Regions from separate parts of the Homo sapiens genome. Here region 1 is linked to region 2. Evidence: chromatin contacts called from ENCODE Hi-C or POLR2A ChIA-PET data. All regions are on one chromosome and are shown on one strand. Each heading gives the region's core, a stretch centred on a gene start or an enhancer-like site at or near the end of the contact. The rest is flanking DNA. Distances are from core to core; before and after follow the strand shown. Region 1 has its middle 34 kb from the start of SPIN1. Region 2 has its middle 120 kb from the start of SPIN1.

Region 1 (4,907 bases), core at 124-2,623, 84 kb before region 2:
GTCTCTAGGAGGTTCCAAACTTTCCCACATTTTCTTGTCTGCTTCTGAGCCCTCCAAACTGTTCCAACCTCTGCCTGTTACCCAGTTCTAAAGTTGCTTCCACATGTTTGGGTATCTTTTCAGCAATGCCCCACTCCCAGTAACAATTTACTATATTAGTCCGTTTTCAGGCTGCTGATAAAGACATATCCGAGACTGAGAAGAACAAGAGGTTTAAATAGACTTACATTTCCACATGGCTGGGAGGCCTCAGAATCATGGCAGGAGGTGAAAGGCACTTCTTACATGGTGGCAGCAAGAGAAAACGAGGAAGAAGCAAAAGTGGAAACCGCCGATAAACCCATCAGATCTCATGAGACTTATTCACTATCACGGGAATAGCATAGGAAAGACCAGCCCCCATGACTCAATTACCTCCCCCTGGGTTCCTCCCACAGCACGTGGGAATTCTGAGAAATACAATTCAGGTTGAGATTTGGGTGGGAAAACAGACAAACCATATCAAGTGCTAAGTTAACTGTAGATATGGCAGCCAGGTATTGGCACTGAGCCCAAACTGGTAGTGTCTGAGTTAGCTTTTCTCTTTTTCTGATATGTTAACTCCAGGATTTTTGCAGATGGTATTTATCAAGTTGAGGATGATCCCCTCTATTCCTAGTTTGCTGAGATTTTTATCCTGAATGGGTGTTTAATTCTGTAAAAAGATTTTTATACATTAACTGAAATGATCACGTTTTTCTTCTTTTTTCAATATAAAGAATTATAATAATTGACTTTTGAATGCTAAACCTTATTTCTAGGATAAGCCCACTTGGCCATGATAAACTCAATCCTATAAACGTATTGCCAAAGTAGATCTGCTAATATTTTATCAGAGTTTTGCATCTATATTTGTGAGGTCTTAATTTTCTTGTAGTGTAATGTCCTTTTTTTGTTTGTTTGGTTGGGTTTTTGTTTAGTTTTGTTTTGAGATGGAGTCTTGCTCTGTCACCCAAGCTGGAGTGCAGTGGCGCTATCTCAGCTCACTGCAGCTTTTACTTCCTGGGTTCAAGCAGTTCTCCTGCCTCAGCCTCCTGAGTAGCTGGGATTACAGATGCCACCACAACTGGCTAATTTTTGAATTCTTAGTGGAGATGGGGTTTTGCCATGTTAGCCAGGCTGGTCTTGAACTCCTGACCTCAAGTTTTCCACCTGCCTTGGCCTCCCAAAGTGCTAGGATTACAGGCATGAGCTGCCACTCCTGGACTTAAAAATATATATATATATATATATTCTCTGCTTTGTCACCCAGCTGGAGTATAGTTGCATGGCATGATAATGACTCACTGTAACCTCAAACTTCTGCTGTCATGTGACCCACCTGCCTCAGCCTCCTGAGTCGATGGGACTACAGGAGTGCAGCACCACACCCAGCTTTTCTTGTCTTAATCAAGTTTTGTTCCAGAATCACACAGGCCTCCTAAATAAAGCCGTGAAGCATTTCCTTCTCCTGTATTTTCAGAAAGAGCTTGTCTAGTATTAAGATTATTTCTTCATTATTTGACATAATTCACTAGTAAAGTCCTTTCTATAGGGGGAAGATTTTTTATTGTGAATTAAGCTTCTTTATAGATATAGGACTCTTTACATATTCTATTTCATTGTGTCAGCTTCGCTAATTGCATGTTTCAAGGAATCTGTCTAAGTTTAGTAAGTTTTGAAAGTGAGTTGCAGGCCAGGCATGGTGGCTCATGCCTGTAATCCCAGCATTTTGGGAGGCTGAGGTGGGCAGATCACCTGAGGTCAGGAGTTCAAGACCAGCCTGGCCAACATGGTGAAACCCTGTCTCTACTAAAAATACAAAATTTAGCCGGGCATGGTGGTGGGTGCCTGTAATCCCAGCTACTCAGGAGACTTGAACCTGGGAGGTAGAGGTTGCAGTGAGCTGAGATTGCACCACTGCACTCCAGCCTGGGCAACAAGAGTTAAACTGCGTCTCAAAAAAAAAAAAAAAAAAAAGTGAGTTGTAGACCAAAAGACAGAAAAATAGCTTAAGCATAGAAAACCACATGGTCAAAGATGTGGCATGTAGTTGTGTGTATACACACAAACTGTTTGTTGCAAGAGCGTAAAGGGTGAAAAGTGGTGGAAACAGAGATTGGAGGCTGAACCTGAGTCAGGCACCTCTGAATCCTCTTTTTGTCTAGGCCTCATTCTGGGTCCTGTCTTTAGCCTGACAACTCCAGTGGAAGCTGTTGAGGCCAAGGGAAAACTTCCCCTTCACTCTCTGAATGTAACTGCCCCATGGGTTCACCTTGCCCACTGCCTAGACAGAGCCAATTTATCAAGACAGGGGAATTGCAATAGAGAAAGACTAATTCACACAGAGCTGGCTGTGTGGGAGACCAGAGTTTTTTTATTACTCAAATAAGTCTTCCTGAGCATTCGGAGAGCAGAGTTTTTAAAGACAATTTGGTGGGTAGGGGGAAACCAGTGAGCCAGGAGTGCTGATTGGTCAGGGATGAAATCACAGGGAGTCGAAGCTGTCTTCTTGGGCTGAGTCTGTTCCTGGGTGGGGGCCACAAGATCAGATGAGCCAGTTCATTAATCTGGGTAGTGCCAGCTGATCCATCAAGTGCAGGGTCTGCAAAATATCTCAATCACTGATCTGAGGAGCAGTTTAAGGCATGTAGAATCTTGTAGCCTCCAGCTGCATGACTCCTAAACCATAATTTCTAATCTTGTGGCTAATTTGTTAGTCCCACAAAGGCAGTCTAGTCCCCAGTCGAGAAGGAGGTTTGTTTTGGGAAAGGGCTGTTATCATCTTTGTTTAAAACTATAAACTATAGGCCGGGCGCAGTGGCTCAAGCCTGTAATCCCAGCACTTGGGGAGGCCGAAGCGGGCAGATCATGAGGTCAGAAGATCGAGACCATCCTGGCTAACACGGTGAAACCCCGTCTCTACTAAAAATACAAAAAATTAGCCGGGCATGGTGGCGGGTGCCTGTAGTCCCAGCTACTCGGGAGGCTGAGGCAGGAGAATGGCGTGAACCCGGGAGGTGGAGCTTGCAGTGAGCTGAGATTACGGCACTGCGCTCCAGCCTGGGCAATAGAGAGAGACTCTGTCTCAAAAACAAACAAACAAACAAACAAACAAACAAACAAAATCTACCTCTCTCCAGAATGCAAATACACAGCAGCTTATCTCAGTTGAATGTTCACAGAAAAAAATAAAATAAAATAAAAAATTAAAAAAAAACAATAAAACTATAAACTATAAACTAAGTTCTTCCCAAAGTTAGTTCAGCCTATGCCCAGGGATAAACAAGGACAGCTTGGAGATTAAAAGAAACATGGAGTTGGCTAAGTTAGATCTCCTTCACTGTCTCAGTTATAATTTTTGCAAAGGCGGTGTCATGAAGGTTTGCTGAAAATCACTGACAAGATGCAGATTAATAGGAGAATAGGCATACAAATTTATTTGATCATAGCTTTATGTGAGACGTGAGTCTTCAGAATGAGGACCCAAGGATACAGGGGAAAGTGTCCATTTTTATGCTTAAGTTCCTCACAATGCACAGCCATGCAGAAATATGATAGGACAGAAGGAGTATGGTCTATTGCAATTAGACTGAGTGGGGAAACCCAGCAAGCCTGTCTATCTAGATTCTTCTTGCCCTCTCTGAGCAGCCTTCCTTCCTTCTGCATGTGGGGCAGGACCCTTTCTGGAATGGGGGTCTTATGACATACAGTCAAATAAGATAGGTCAGATAATTTATTTTTTAAATATCTTTTTAATTAAAATAAATATTTTAAAGAGACAGGGTCTCACTATGTTGCCCAGGTTTGATTGGAACTCCTGGGCTCAACCAGTCCTCCTGCCTCAGCTTCCCAAAGTGCTAGGATTACAGGCATGAGCCACCACCCCAGGCCCAGATAATTTCCTTCTGACCAGTTTTTACACAGAAAGGTGGGTTGGTGGTGGGAGAGTTAGAGTAATATTTTTAGGTTTTTTGACTGGCTTTGGAGAAACAGCGTTCAGGTTTCTACGACCCCCTTGGGGAAGAGGGATTGTTTTCTATGGCTAGCCTTGGGGGAGAGGGAAAATGAGAAAAAGAGGGAAGGAAAAGGTCAGAGAAAAACTTTCGCTTCTGAGGCCTTCATTTTGGGGAATTGATTTCTGAGTCTCAACATAGCAAAGATACTACCACACCAGTTTGGAGAGAATTAACCCTCCGCCCTAGATATCTGATTCTCTGGCCTCCCTTCAGCAAAAATCTTACTAAATCAGTTTAGCAAGAATCCCTGCCCCCAACACCCACTCCAGTTCCCCTCTTAAGTAATTTTCCATCCTCTGACCCCCCTCACTCTGCTCCTTAGCTTTCCTTGTTTTTGTTGTATTGAGAGTTTTTTTGTTGTTGTTTATTTTTACTTTTTTTTGAGACGGAGTCTTGCTCTGTCGCCCAGGCTGGAGTGCAGTGGCACAATCTCGGCTCACTGCAACCTCCACCTCCCAGGTTCAAGCAATTCTCCTGCCTCAGCCTCCGTATGAGTAGCTGGGACTACAGGCACATGCCACCATGCTCAGCTAATTTTTGTATTTTTATTAGAGGTAGGGTTTCACCATATTGGCCAGGCTGGTCTCGAACTCCTGACCTCGTGATCCACCTGCCTCAGCCTCCCAAAGTGCTGGGATTACAGGCATCAGCCACCACGCCCGGCCAGAGTTAGTTTAATTTTTATTATTATTATTTTTGAGACGGAGTTTCGCTCTTGTTGCCCAGGCTGGAGTGCAGTGGCTCAATCTGAGCTCACAGCAACCTTCACCTCCCAGGTTCAAGCGATTCTCCTGCCTCAGCCTCCTGAGTAGCTGGGGTTACAGGCATGCACCACCACGCCCAGCTAATTTTGTGTATTTTTAGTAGAGA
Region 2 (5,033 bases), core at 92-2,591:
CAAAAAAGGCCGTACCAATTTATTCTCTTTTCTACAGTGCGTTATCATACAGAGAACGTCAGTTTGAGAAAGATAACATGTCATCGTAGGTATTTTAACCAATTCCCATGATCGTTAATAAACGTGAAAACACATTTTTTAAATTAATTTATTTTTGAGACAGGGTCTCACTCTGTCACCCAGGCTGTAGTGCACCAGCACCATCACAGCTCACTGCAGCTTTGAACTCCTGGGCTCAGGCCATTCTCCTGCCTCAGCCTCCCAAGTAGCTAGGACTGCAGGCACACATCATCATGCCCAGCTAGTTTTTTTTGTAGAGATGGAGCCTCACTGTGTTGCCCAGGCTGGTCCTGAATTCCCGACCTCAAGTAATCCTCCTACCCTCAGCCTCCCAAGGTGCAGGGGTTACAGGTGTAAGCCACTATACCAGGCGTGAAAATTGTTTTATACATTTGTAGGCCATTCATATGTGCCCAGACCCTTTGTCTGTTTTCTTTTTTTTTTTGGGGGGCTAATATAAAAAATTGATTCGGCCGGGCCCAGTGGCTTACGCCTATAATCCCAGCACTTTGGGAGGCCGAGGCTGGTGGATCATGATGTCAGGAGATCGAAACCATCCTAGCTAACACGGTGAAACCCTGTCTCTACTAAAAATACAAAAAAATTAGCCGGGCGTGGTAGCGGGCACCTGTAGTTCCAGCTACTCGGGAGGCTGAGGCAGGAGAATGGCATGAACCCAGGAGGTGGAGCTTGCAGTGAGCCGAGATGGCGCCACTGCACTCCAGCCTGGGCGACAGAGGGAGACTCTGTCTCAAGAAAAAAAAAAAAAAAAAGATTGATTAATCAGAGTTAAAGTAAACGTAGACTCTGAATATAAACCCTGTATAGACACAGTGCATATACCTGATTCTCTCATTTTTATACTTTGTTTGAAATCTTTTGTTGTATGGAAGTTTTAAATTTCTGTGTAATTATCATACTTCTATCATTTCTGTGCTTAATCTTGCTTAAGAAGGTCTTTTGTACCCCAGTTTTGTAAAACGTGCTCTTATGCTTTTAAAGCACTTTTCATGTTTGTGCCTTTACTCCGTGAGGAATGTGCACTTGCACAAAGTGAGATAGAGATCTAAGTTTCTAATGTAATTGCTCCAGGAATTTTTGTTTCATTCCATTGTTTTATGTGTCTAACTCTGCCAATATTTGAATTCCTAGGGTGTGTGTAATGTACATGTGGTGATACATGCTTTTTTTTTTTTTTTTTTTTGAGACAGAGTCTCACTCTGTCACCTAGGCTGGAGTATGCAACGGCACGATCTCAGCTCACTGCAACCTCCACCTCGGCCTCCTGAGTAACTGGGATTACAGCTGTGCGTCACCATGCTCAGCTGATTTTTGTATTTTTAGTGGAGATGGGGTTTCACCATGTTGGTCAGGCTGCTCTCGAACTCCTGACCTTAAGTGATTTGCCTGCCTTGGCCTTCCAAAGTGCTGGGATTACAGGTATGAGCCACTGTGCCCTGCCTGCATTAAATAGATTTATTAATGTTAAGATATCCTTGCATTCTTGGGATACGCTCTACTTGGTTATGATATATCATTATTTTGGTTCATGCTGGATTTGATTTGATAATATAGAGAGGACTGAAGAGCTGAGCACTGGCAATTAAAGGTGGCATCACAAAGGCCACTCCTTGTCACATTCCATTGGCTAAAACCAGTCACATGACCATGCATAACTTCCAAACGACAGGAAGAAGTAGAGGAGAATTGGATACTGTCCAACAGTATGAGTTTCTATCAGTCAGGGGCCACACCATTTATCATCCAAACTGGAACACTTTTGAGAGTGAAAGGGGCGTTATTAATAATTATGCTGAGATGACATGTGTGTTGGGTTTTGAATATTTCTTCATTAGGCCATGCACGGTGGCTCACACCTATAATCCCAGCACTTTGGGAGGACAAGGCGGGTAGATTGTTTGAGCTAAGGAGTTTGAGACCAGCCTGGGCAACATGGCGAAAACCCGTCTCTACAAAAAAATACAAAAATTAGCTGAGCGTAGTGGTATGCACCTATAGTCCCGGCTACTCGGCGGGGCTGAGATGGGAGGATTGCTTAAGTCCAGGAGGTCAAAGCTACAGTGAGCCATGATCTCACCACTGCACTCCAGCCTGGGTGACAAAGCAAGACCCTGTCTCAAAAAAAAAAAAAAAAAAAAAAGGCGGGGCGCGGTGGCTCACGCCGGTAATCCCAGCACTTTGTGAGACCGAGGCGGGCGGATCACGAGGTCAGGAGATCCAGACCATCCTGGCTAACACGGTGAAACCCCTTCTCTACTAAAAACACAAAAAAATTAGCCGGGTGTAGTGGCGGGCGCCTGTAGTCCCAGCTACTGGGGAGGCTGAGGCAGGAGAATGGCGTGAACCCGGGAGGCAGAGCTTACAGTGAGCCGAGATCGCGCCACTGCACTCCAGCCTGGGCTACGGAGCGAGACTCCGTCTCAAAAAAAAAAAAAAAAAAAAAAAATTTGTTTTTTTTTTTGGTGAATGTGTGTATTTATTGGGTTGAAAAGTTTTCCCCCAAATTCACACCCACTCAACCTGTGAATATGACTTTATTTGGAAACAGGGTCTTTGCAGATGTAATCAAGGTACGATGAGGTCCTCTTGGACTAGGGTAGTCCCTAACCCAATGACTGCCGTCCTTATAGGAGGGAAACTTGGACACAGACACACAGAGCAGAGACTGCCACATGAAGGTGAAGGCAGGGCATGAAGTTAGGTTGCCATAAGCTAAGGGACACCAAGGATTGCTGGAAGCTCCCAGAAGTGGAAGGTAACCCTTCTTCCCGGGGAAAAAAGGCAAGGGGTCTGCAGTCCGCGGGAAGCCAAGCTAGGAGAAGAGGATCCTCCATTCCCAGTCAGCTCTTTGTCCAGGCAACCCTGGTCACTGCAACACACCATCACCATTCCTAATGATGAAACAGTCAATGTATGCCTCTTATAATCAGGGACAACACAGGGACTGTTACCAAAACACCAGAGAGTTTGGTCTAGGTCCTGCTACTTGCTGCACAGAAAACCAATCACTGAGACATGAGTAGTGCAGGGAAGAAGGCTTTAATCAGGTCCTGCAGCCAAGGAGACAGGAGCTCAGTCTCAAATCCATCTCCCTGACCAACTAAAATTAGGAATTTATATAGCAGGGAAGAAATGTAACTATGTGTGGGAGAATGGGAACTAGGGAGGGGCAAGGAAGCCATCATGATGAATGAGAGGTCTGGCATCTCATTATCTGGATCAGATGATCTGGTGAGTTTCAGTCCTTTGATATTTTTTGAGAGGCCTGGGGTCCTTTCCTGAGGAAGGAACTCAGATAAAACAAATGTAAGTTTCAAGCTTAAAGACCAGAGGGCCAATTTCTATGTTTATTAAAAAAAAAACTGTCTAAGGGATTATTGGGTTGGTTTCAGGGTCTTTAACCATGACCACTTTAATATGTTCTGAAACAGAAGTAAGATGGAAAGTAAAAACAAAATTATAATAATCTGAAGATCATAGGGTGATCTACCTAAAATTGGAAACAAAAATCAATAGCAAATCACTTAAAATGAGAGTTCAATCAGTCATACATATTTTTAAAAATCAGTAGTTTTCTGATATACTTTCAATAAGCTGTCAGAAAACATCAGCCAAAATGAATATAATTCATAAAACAAACAAAAATAATGTGTAACATGATACCTAGGTTGAAAGACAAAAAAAAAAATTCTTTTAAAATAAACATCCTGGGTGTGGTGACTTACACCTGTAATCTCAGAGCTTTGGGAGGCCGAGGCAGATGGATCGCTTGAGCACTACTCATGTTGCCATCCTGGGCAACATGGCAAAAATCCTATCTCTATAAAAGATACAAAAACTAGGAGGGTGTGGTGGCGCATTTCTGTACTCCCAGCTACTCAGGATGCTGAGGTGGGAGAATCGCTTGAGCCCAGGAAGAGGAGGTTGCAGTGAGCCAAGATGGCACCACTGCACTGCAGCCTGGGTGACAAATCAAGACCCTGTCTCAAAATAATAAAAAAAACAACAACAACAATGTCTCTCTTTTACCTTTCACCATATTAGCAAGCAAAGGGAAAATGTGTATAGTCGCCATCACAGTTGCTGAAAAAGACATGTAGTAAAAGTTATAATTCATAACCTCAACATTACCTCTTTAATATTGTCCTGATTTTTAAAATCAACAAAATCCAAATAGCGTATAGATATTTCCTTAGCATGATGAAATGTTTACTTATTGTGGAAATAAATTAAATCACCCAAATGAGTACAAGCAAAGGTTGTTTATTACAGCTTGCTGCAGTTGGAGAGTCAGCACCATCGCTGGTGTTTCCAGGGCCTCCTTGGCTGGCTGAGGAGTGGGGAAGCTTCATGGTGGGAAAAGGAAAGGCCTGGGTGGGCCCTGAGGAAGGCTGCTAGCCTGGGGACGCTGGGGTGATCGATTAGAAGGGGGCGACCTATGAAATTGATTAAGGTTTGTCTTTCTCTGGTTGGTCTTAAGTTGAAAGCAGGGGCAAAAATTAGGAGAGGTGACGGTTTTTAAAAATTTTTATTTACTTATTTTTAATTTTTAAATTATATATTTACAAATTACAGTTATATACATTTATAGGTAAAAAGTGATGTTATGACTTTTGAATACAACGTGAAATAATTAAATCAAGCCAATTAAATCTATTCATCACCTCAAATATTTGACATTTGTGGTGATGAGAACATTTGAGATTTCCTCTCTTAGCAATTATTAGCTCGATAGCACTCAATTATTAGTTCTATTTACCATGTTGTGCAATAGATCTCAAAAAAAAAATCAGACTTGTTCTATCTGACTGAGACTTTGTACCATTGATCATTATCTCCCATTTCCCCCACCCTCTGCCCCCGTAACCACCATTCTCCTCTCTGATTCTATGAGTTCAATTGTATCAGACTCTACACAGAAGTGAGAATATGCGGTGTTTGTTTTTCTGTGT

What was found. Hi-C counts contacts between places; a loop is a spot of excess contacts on that map. ChIA-PET counts read pairs that join two places held with the same protein, here RNA polymerase II (POLR2A). Pooled maps may share reads with other maps.
Region 1: a loop to region 2 is called in a pooled map, with 2.4 times the contacts of the local background. The contact joins two enhancer-like sites. A Hi-C loop is called at or near these places in 2 of 168 maps with a recorded cell type or tissue (PC-9 and mammary epithelial cell) and 2 of 50 pooled maps. POLR2A ChIA-PET finds 5 or more read pairs at or near these places in 2 of 52 experiments (H1 and activated CD4-positive, alpha-beta T cell).

Annotation. Positions count from the first base shown.
Region 1 is chr9:88,351,782-88,356,688 of GRCh38, reverse strand. No RefSeq gene overlaps it. Among named protein-coding and RNA genes, the nearest start is that of SPIN1, 34 kb to the left of the region's middle. Within about 2 kb of position 1,373, at least 3 of the 41 ENCODE cell types and tissues checked have a DNase peak (open chromatin) inside an H3K27ac peak, as active enhancers do; they include PC-9 and mammary epithelial cell, where a contact is called at or near this core.
Region 2 is chr9:88,267,284-88,272,316 of GRCh38, reverse strand. No RefSeq gene overlaps it. Among named protein-coding and RNA genes, the nearest start is that of SPIN1, 120 kb to the left of the region's middle. Within about 2 kb of position 1,341, at least 5 of the 41 ENCODE cell types and tissues checked have a DNase peak (open chromatin) inside an H3K27ac peak, as active enhancers do; they include PC-9 and mammary epithelial cell, where a contact is called at or near this core.